Regions from separate parts of the Mus musculus genome. Here region 1 is linked to region 2. The links are chromatin loops, found by intact Hi-C in ENCODE. Cell type or tissue: left cerebral cortex. All regions are shown on one strand. Each heading gives the region's core, and the rest is flanking DNA. Links, peaks and the distances in the headings are about the cores only.

Region 1 (2,905 bases), core at 163-2,662, 170 kb after region 2:
TAAAAAAAAAAAATCCATGAGGAGTGGATGGGTTGAGGAGATGCCTTGGGGTTCCAAGCATGTTGCTCTTGTAGAAGACCCTGGCTTCATTCCCAACACCCACACAATGGTATGGAGCGTCCATCATTCCAGATCCAGGGGGCTCGATGCTCTCTTCCGACCTCTCCAGGGAACCAGGCATGCACTTGGTATGCATACATATGCATGGGCAAACACTCAGCACACAAAGTTATCAAAAACATTTAAAACTCACAAAGAGTTATGCCAAAAAGATCAACTACCTCTAACTGAGAGGAAATTCAACTTTTTTTTTTGTTTGTATGGTTTTTTTTTTTTTTTTTTTTCGAGACACGGTTTCTCTGTGTAGCCCTGGCTGTCCTGGAACTCACTCTGTAGACCATGCTGGCCTCGAACTCAGAAATCCCCCTGCCTCTGCTTCCCAAGTGCTGGGATTAAAGGCGTGTGCCACCACACCCGGCAATTCAAGTTTTTATTAGACTTTTCTACCCTGAAAATGTATGGCTTGTATATTTGTGGGAAAAGAGATGAGAGAATCAATGATTGTATGTCTAGACAAGTTATCATTCAATTTTTAAATTAATTAACTTTATTTTGGCTTTCTGAGGCAAAGTTTCCTTATGTAACCCTGGCTGGCTGGGAAGTTACTAAGCAGACCCGGCTAGCTCTAAACTCACAGAGATAGCTCAACTCATCAACATTTTTTAAAGATATAAAAAGCACACACTTTTAATCTTGACACACACTTGTAATCTCGCACATGACAGCAAGGTCAGGAAGGTCCCTATAGCTTGAGTCAGAAGCAGTGAGAGGCAGAAGTCGGTTCTGAGAACACTATGCACTTTTTAACACCGGAGCCTCTCCTGGCCCTTTCTCTATTCTTTTATCTCCCAGTTGCATTTCTGCCATTTCACTCACCAAGAGAAAGCACTTCCTTCAGCTCCACACCCACTTTCAGAAAGTACAGTGTCTATTATTAAACACAATGCTCATTCTTTGTGTGTCAGGGCAGCTGCTCTACCGTGTTTACATACATGGCCATGTACATACAGGCACACATAACCTGTCCACTGAATGTGAACATCGCTTTCCGGAACACACACAGGACAAGGCAATCGCCCACGGCTCCCACATTAATCCCAAGTGTGTGTACCTCACCTCCAAGCTCGCATACTAACTCCAACGCTGCCAGCCGGGAACACCACCACTTTCTCTTCAGAACTCTGCGCTACACAGAAATGCCCTTCACCCCTGACCTCGGCTTTCATGGCCATTCTGATTTCAAGCTTTAAATTGGCACTCAATAAACCCCACAGACCCTAGACGTTCCTAGGGCTTCAGGCTTGAAGCCAATTGGGTTGAATACAACTCCCCGGAAGTTGCTTGGTCACAGTGCACTCTGGGAAATGTAGTCCGTCTCTGCATAAGCTTTAACAAAAGACTACACCACAACTGTCAATTTAAAGGCCCTGGCTTTAAACTCCAGTATTTCCATCGACATAGACCTTCTCCATACACAAAGCTAACATCTGTTCACAAGAGCTTCAGGAATTTCAGGACACATTGAGATGGCCAATATTGAGACCTACATACAGTTCTTTCCCAGCTATGCAAATGATGCCACTAGCTATCTTTGGACCAGAAATATCCATGGGTGGGATGGCTCTTGGGAAATGTAGTCCACCGCCTGGGAGCCAGAGAAACTGGCCTCAGAAAGATGACAAGACACATGGGTTGTAAAACAGCATCATACCAGAGGTGAGTTTGTACGGTCTACACTCCAACAACAAACTGGCTGAATCACTACCTCGGATCACACTAGTACCTGCCTGCTTTATGATGAAAGATGAAAAGGGATAGGTTTTAGTTGGTGCCTGATCCAAACCCCTGTCTTGCCTAAAAATCCATGAAAACCCTACCTTGAACTCAGGTTTGGTGTCTCTTCCACTCTCAGACAAACAGAAATACTTTAGTCCCATCCTCCAAATGCTCTTTAAAAATAAATAAATAAATAAATGTGTCTGGACGTCAGATCCCCTGAAGCTGGGGTTGCAGCCAGTTGTGAGACACCATGAGGGTAGTGGGGTTCAAAGCCAGCTCCTCTCCAAGAGCAGCCATCTCTCCATGCCTTTCAGTTATCCTTACAGCTGTGCTGTAAGTGCCTGCTCGCGGTTGTTCTTGTTCTCTGGTATACTGATGCCATTCCGTCCGACTGTTTGCTTGCTTAAGTTCCAGTAGAGGAAGATGGTTCATATCAACTAAAACTTAAGAGCCAGGCTTATGAGGAAGTCTTGAAGGCACTTCAATGGTGTCAGCCCCTCAATGGGCATCTGTGCCAGGCATGGTTCTCATTCGGCTACTGAGCTTAGAACTCCTTCATGGTTCTGTCCAGCAGTCTCTTGCTCAACTAGGCTGCATCCAGTTCAGTGAAGTTATCATCTCCCTACCTGAGAGTGGATGATGCAAGACTTGAATTTTAAATCAAATACCAACTCACTGGAAGGGTGTGATGGGGCTCCCCCACAGCCCTAGCTAGCACTTGGAGAGTGGAGCTGGGAGGGTCCGGGTTCAGCCCTAGACTCTGAACTGACATGTATCCTGTTTGAGACCAGCGTAAGCTACAGCCTATCTCAAAAACAAAAACTACCACTTGACAACTGTGCTTGGTCTTTAATGATGCTACCATATGTGTGTGTGTGTGTGTGTGTATATACACACATATAGATACATATATATGTATACATATATGTGTACATATATACATGCATGCCAGGCATGGTGGCCCACAACTGAAATATCAGCATTGGCAGATGAATCTTTGAGTTCACTATGAGTATGTATTTAAATAGTAAGTCCTAGGCTAGTCAGGGCTACATAGAGAGGCCCT
Region 2 (2,905 bases), core at 159-2,658:
AAATATAAACAATAAAAACGTGTTTTCAGTAGTATGATAATACAGCAGAATTAAACTCACCTATTAACAGTCAGGCCAGACAAATGAGTTTAAAAAACACTCAGCTGATATGTTGCTCATGAGAAACCTGAAACATAAAGACAAAGGGTTTGGAATATAAAATTTGTGACAAATGTAATTTGAGAGAGAGAGAGCTAGTGAGCAAGCTAGAGAGCAGAGCTAGAGAGTGCACACAAGAGAGTGCAAACAAGAGCACACTATCATCAAAGAGCACTTGCACTAAACGGTAACACCCAGTATAAAAGTATTTCTAGAGATTTCTTAATGTGGCAAATAGTTATTTTAATAGACTACAAGCTTACCCACACAACTTTTCTTTGGCTAAATATGGACACATTTGAAGCAGAGGTTTTTTAGAGTCTTTGCATGATCTCCCCTGTGCTCCCATAATCCACCGTGAAAAGAAAATATGTTTGGAATCAGTTCTTTTTAACTTGAGCACCAGAAAACAACAAACAGAGAGCAGATCTGAATTTCAACCAAATACAGCCTGGATCAGCTAAATGCAATGAATCTGCTAACAACGTGAACTGAAGGAATCCCAGTTGGTTTGCTATTGAGCTTAGGAATTTTTTTCAGCCATTATTAAACTAACTTCAGGGCTGGGAATGTAGCTCATTGGTACAGTTTTTGCCTGGTGTGATTGAAGCGTTAGATTTAAATTCAACACTACAAAGGTAAAAGAAAGAAAGAAGAGAAAAGAAAAGAAAAGAAAAGAAAAGAAAAGAAAAAGAAAAAAAGAAAAAGGAAAAGGAAAGGAGAGAAAAGAAAAGATTTTTTTAAAAATTAAATAAGCCAAGCAAGCCATTAGGTAATAATAGAAAGAAAAACTGAAAAAAGTTAGAGAAGAAAGTGTTGAAAGGGCGGCAATGAGGAGGGGGAAATCATTAGAAAGTACAGATTTTTTTTCCCCGTAGTTACGAGTTACGCCAAATGCTACACACCTAAGAACTCCGCGGTACAATTGCACACGCCACGCCATCCCCACACTCACCACACCCTTACTCAACCCCTTACCACCAAACATGGCCACGACAGGACACTCGCTCTCGCACAACCACACCCCCTCCAAATCTCCAGAGTAGCACAAACTCTTACCAGGTTTTTGGTTGCAGCTCCGAACAGGCTTGAGTCCCGCCTTCTGGCCCGGAGCTCTCCGCAAAGCTGTGACCCGGGATACTCCGAGCCCCCCGAGAGCCCGCGCCCAGCCCGAAGCCCACGGCCGGCGCAAACCGGACCACCCGTGCCTCTCCCGTGGAGAGGTCCCCGCAGCGCCACCAGCCAAAACCTCCCGAGACGCAACCTCAGAGACGCGGCATGCGGGCCACGCACGGCCAGCCCCTCCACTCGGGCGGCAGCGCGCGCCCGTTATGTCCCAGAGCACAGGTGCTCCCAGAAGGACCCGCGGCCCGACCCAACTTCCGGTCAGAGCTCGGCTGGCGTTTCCTGTGCTAGGGACAGGAGTCATGGCCGAAGGCGCCGAGGTGGCTGAGCCCATTAGCGCGGCGAGACGGTGACGCCGCCGGCGAAGCAGCGCTGGACGTGAGCAGCTGCGGGGACGGTCTTTTCCGGAACAACCAGAGGAGGCGCTGGGGGCGCTAGGTGGCTGTCCCTTTGTGGACTACATTTCCCAGAAAGGCTAGTGGCCTGTCCAGCCTCTCGGCAGGAGCCTTGCGACTGGGCGGACGCAGTGCCCTGGAATAGTTTTTGTGGTTGTTTGTAATACATTCTGATAGCTTTTCTATGAGGACATGAAATGTCTGGTCGTTGTGGAGTTGTGGCTTAAGTGTAAGACTGTGCCTACCTCTATGTGGCATCTTGCATGTAACCATGGGGCTCCTGTCACCCGAGTGGTTGTGACTTCAGAACTCTGCTCCTGGGAACAATCTCTGAGGTGAGGTTTAGATTCGCAAATTGGTCAGGGTGCCAGTTCTCTCCTAATCTCCATTCTCTACGCAGGATGGATAATGGGGACAAGGCTGGTAATGATCTCTGGCCTGGCCAAGAAAGACCTGGAGGGTCACAATTTTTTTATGTCTACTCCCAGTTTTACCCATTGCCAGGTCAGTTACCCAAAAGAGGCAAAGAATGCACTACAAACCACAAAGAGCCGGGCTTTCCTTTGTGCCGAGCCCAGAGTGATCCCAGGTATTGGACGGCCGCCCCCATCTTACTGCATGCCCGCAAGCCTTACTTTCTTTCAAGCTGCAGTAAAACCACCAGGCCTGGGCGAGCTCCCTAAAGGCTGAGATAAGACCTCTGTCTTAGAATAGCCTTGAGCCTGAATGAACATCCTCCTACCTGCCACACCCTGGGCTCCAGAACTAACCCTCAATTTACAAATTCCTTCTTTATTGTTCCCTGAACCTCTGCTCCTGCCTTTATGCTTCAAAAGGAGAAAGGAGACTGCTCTCTCCCTTTGTCAAAGGTCGAAGCTGACTTGTGACCCTAACCAGTTAGAAGTGTTTTCCCGGGGGGGGGGGGGGGGGGGAGGGAACGGGACGGGGGGAGGGTATAAAGTTTACTTGTGGTTTATTTCCGACTTTCTTGGTCCTTTCCTCATTATTTGCACACCCCATGACCCCAACATCTGAATGCCTCTGGAAGTACTTGCTTAATGACGACTTGTCATTTGAAAATAGATCCCTATATTGTCTCCATTGGAGAAAAGAATAGCTATACCTATTATTAAGTCAGAGAGAGGCATAGAGGTAGCCATGTTCCAAGCCTGATTGCAAGCTAGAATAATCGGCTTAAGTTTAACTGGTGGGAGACAGAGCAGGTGGATCTCTGTGAGTTTCAAGCCAGCCTGGTCTACAGAGTGCGCTCCAAGCCAGCCAATGTT

What was found. Hi-C counts contacts between places; a loop is a spot of excess contacts. Peaks named below come from ENCODE experiments on the same cell type or tissue, not always from the same donor. Only the 100,000 strongest peaks of a DNase experiment are listed, where the experiment ranks them.
Region 1: a loop joins it to region 2, with 7 times the contacts of the local background. A loop is called at or near these places in 2 of 42 quality-filtered maps.

The regions. Positions count from the first base shown.
Region 1 is chr7:29,817,470-29,820,374 of GRCm38, reverse strand. All of the region lies in intron 1 of Zfp790 (zinc finger protein 790), which reads right to left. Among named protein-coding and RNA genes, the nearest start is that of Zfp790, 2.8 kb to the right of the region's middle. In left cerebral cortex, for the core only: no CTCF peak of the experiment used is centred there; DNase peaks (open chromatin) are centred at 1,446 and 1,632; H3K4me3 peaks cover 1,371 bases; H3K27ac peaks cover 706 bases.
Region 2 is chr7:29,982,482-29,985,386 of GRCm38, reverse strand. It overlaps Zfp568 (zinc finger protein 568), which reads right to left and starts at 1,432. Exons shown (of 10, transcript NM_001167872.1): 1 at 1,159-1,432; 2 at 61-127. It overlaps Gm31735 (a long non-coding RNA gene), which reads left to right and starts at 1,866. Exons shown (of 2, transcript XR_001778074.2): 1 at 1,866-1,954. In left cerebral cortex, for the core only: a CTCF peak has its summit at 1,639; DNase peaks (open chromatin) are centred at 1,587 and 2,206; H3K4me3 peaks cover 2,026 bases; H3K27ac peaks cover 1,413 bases.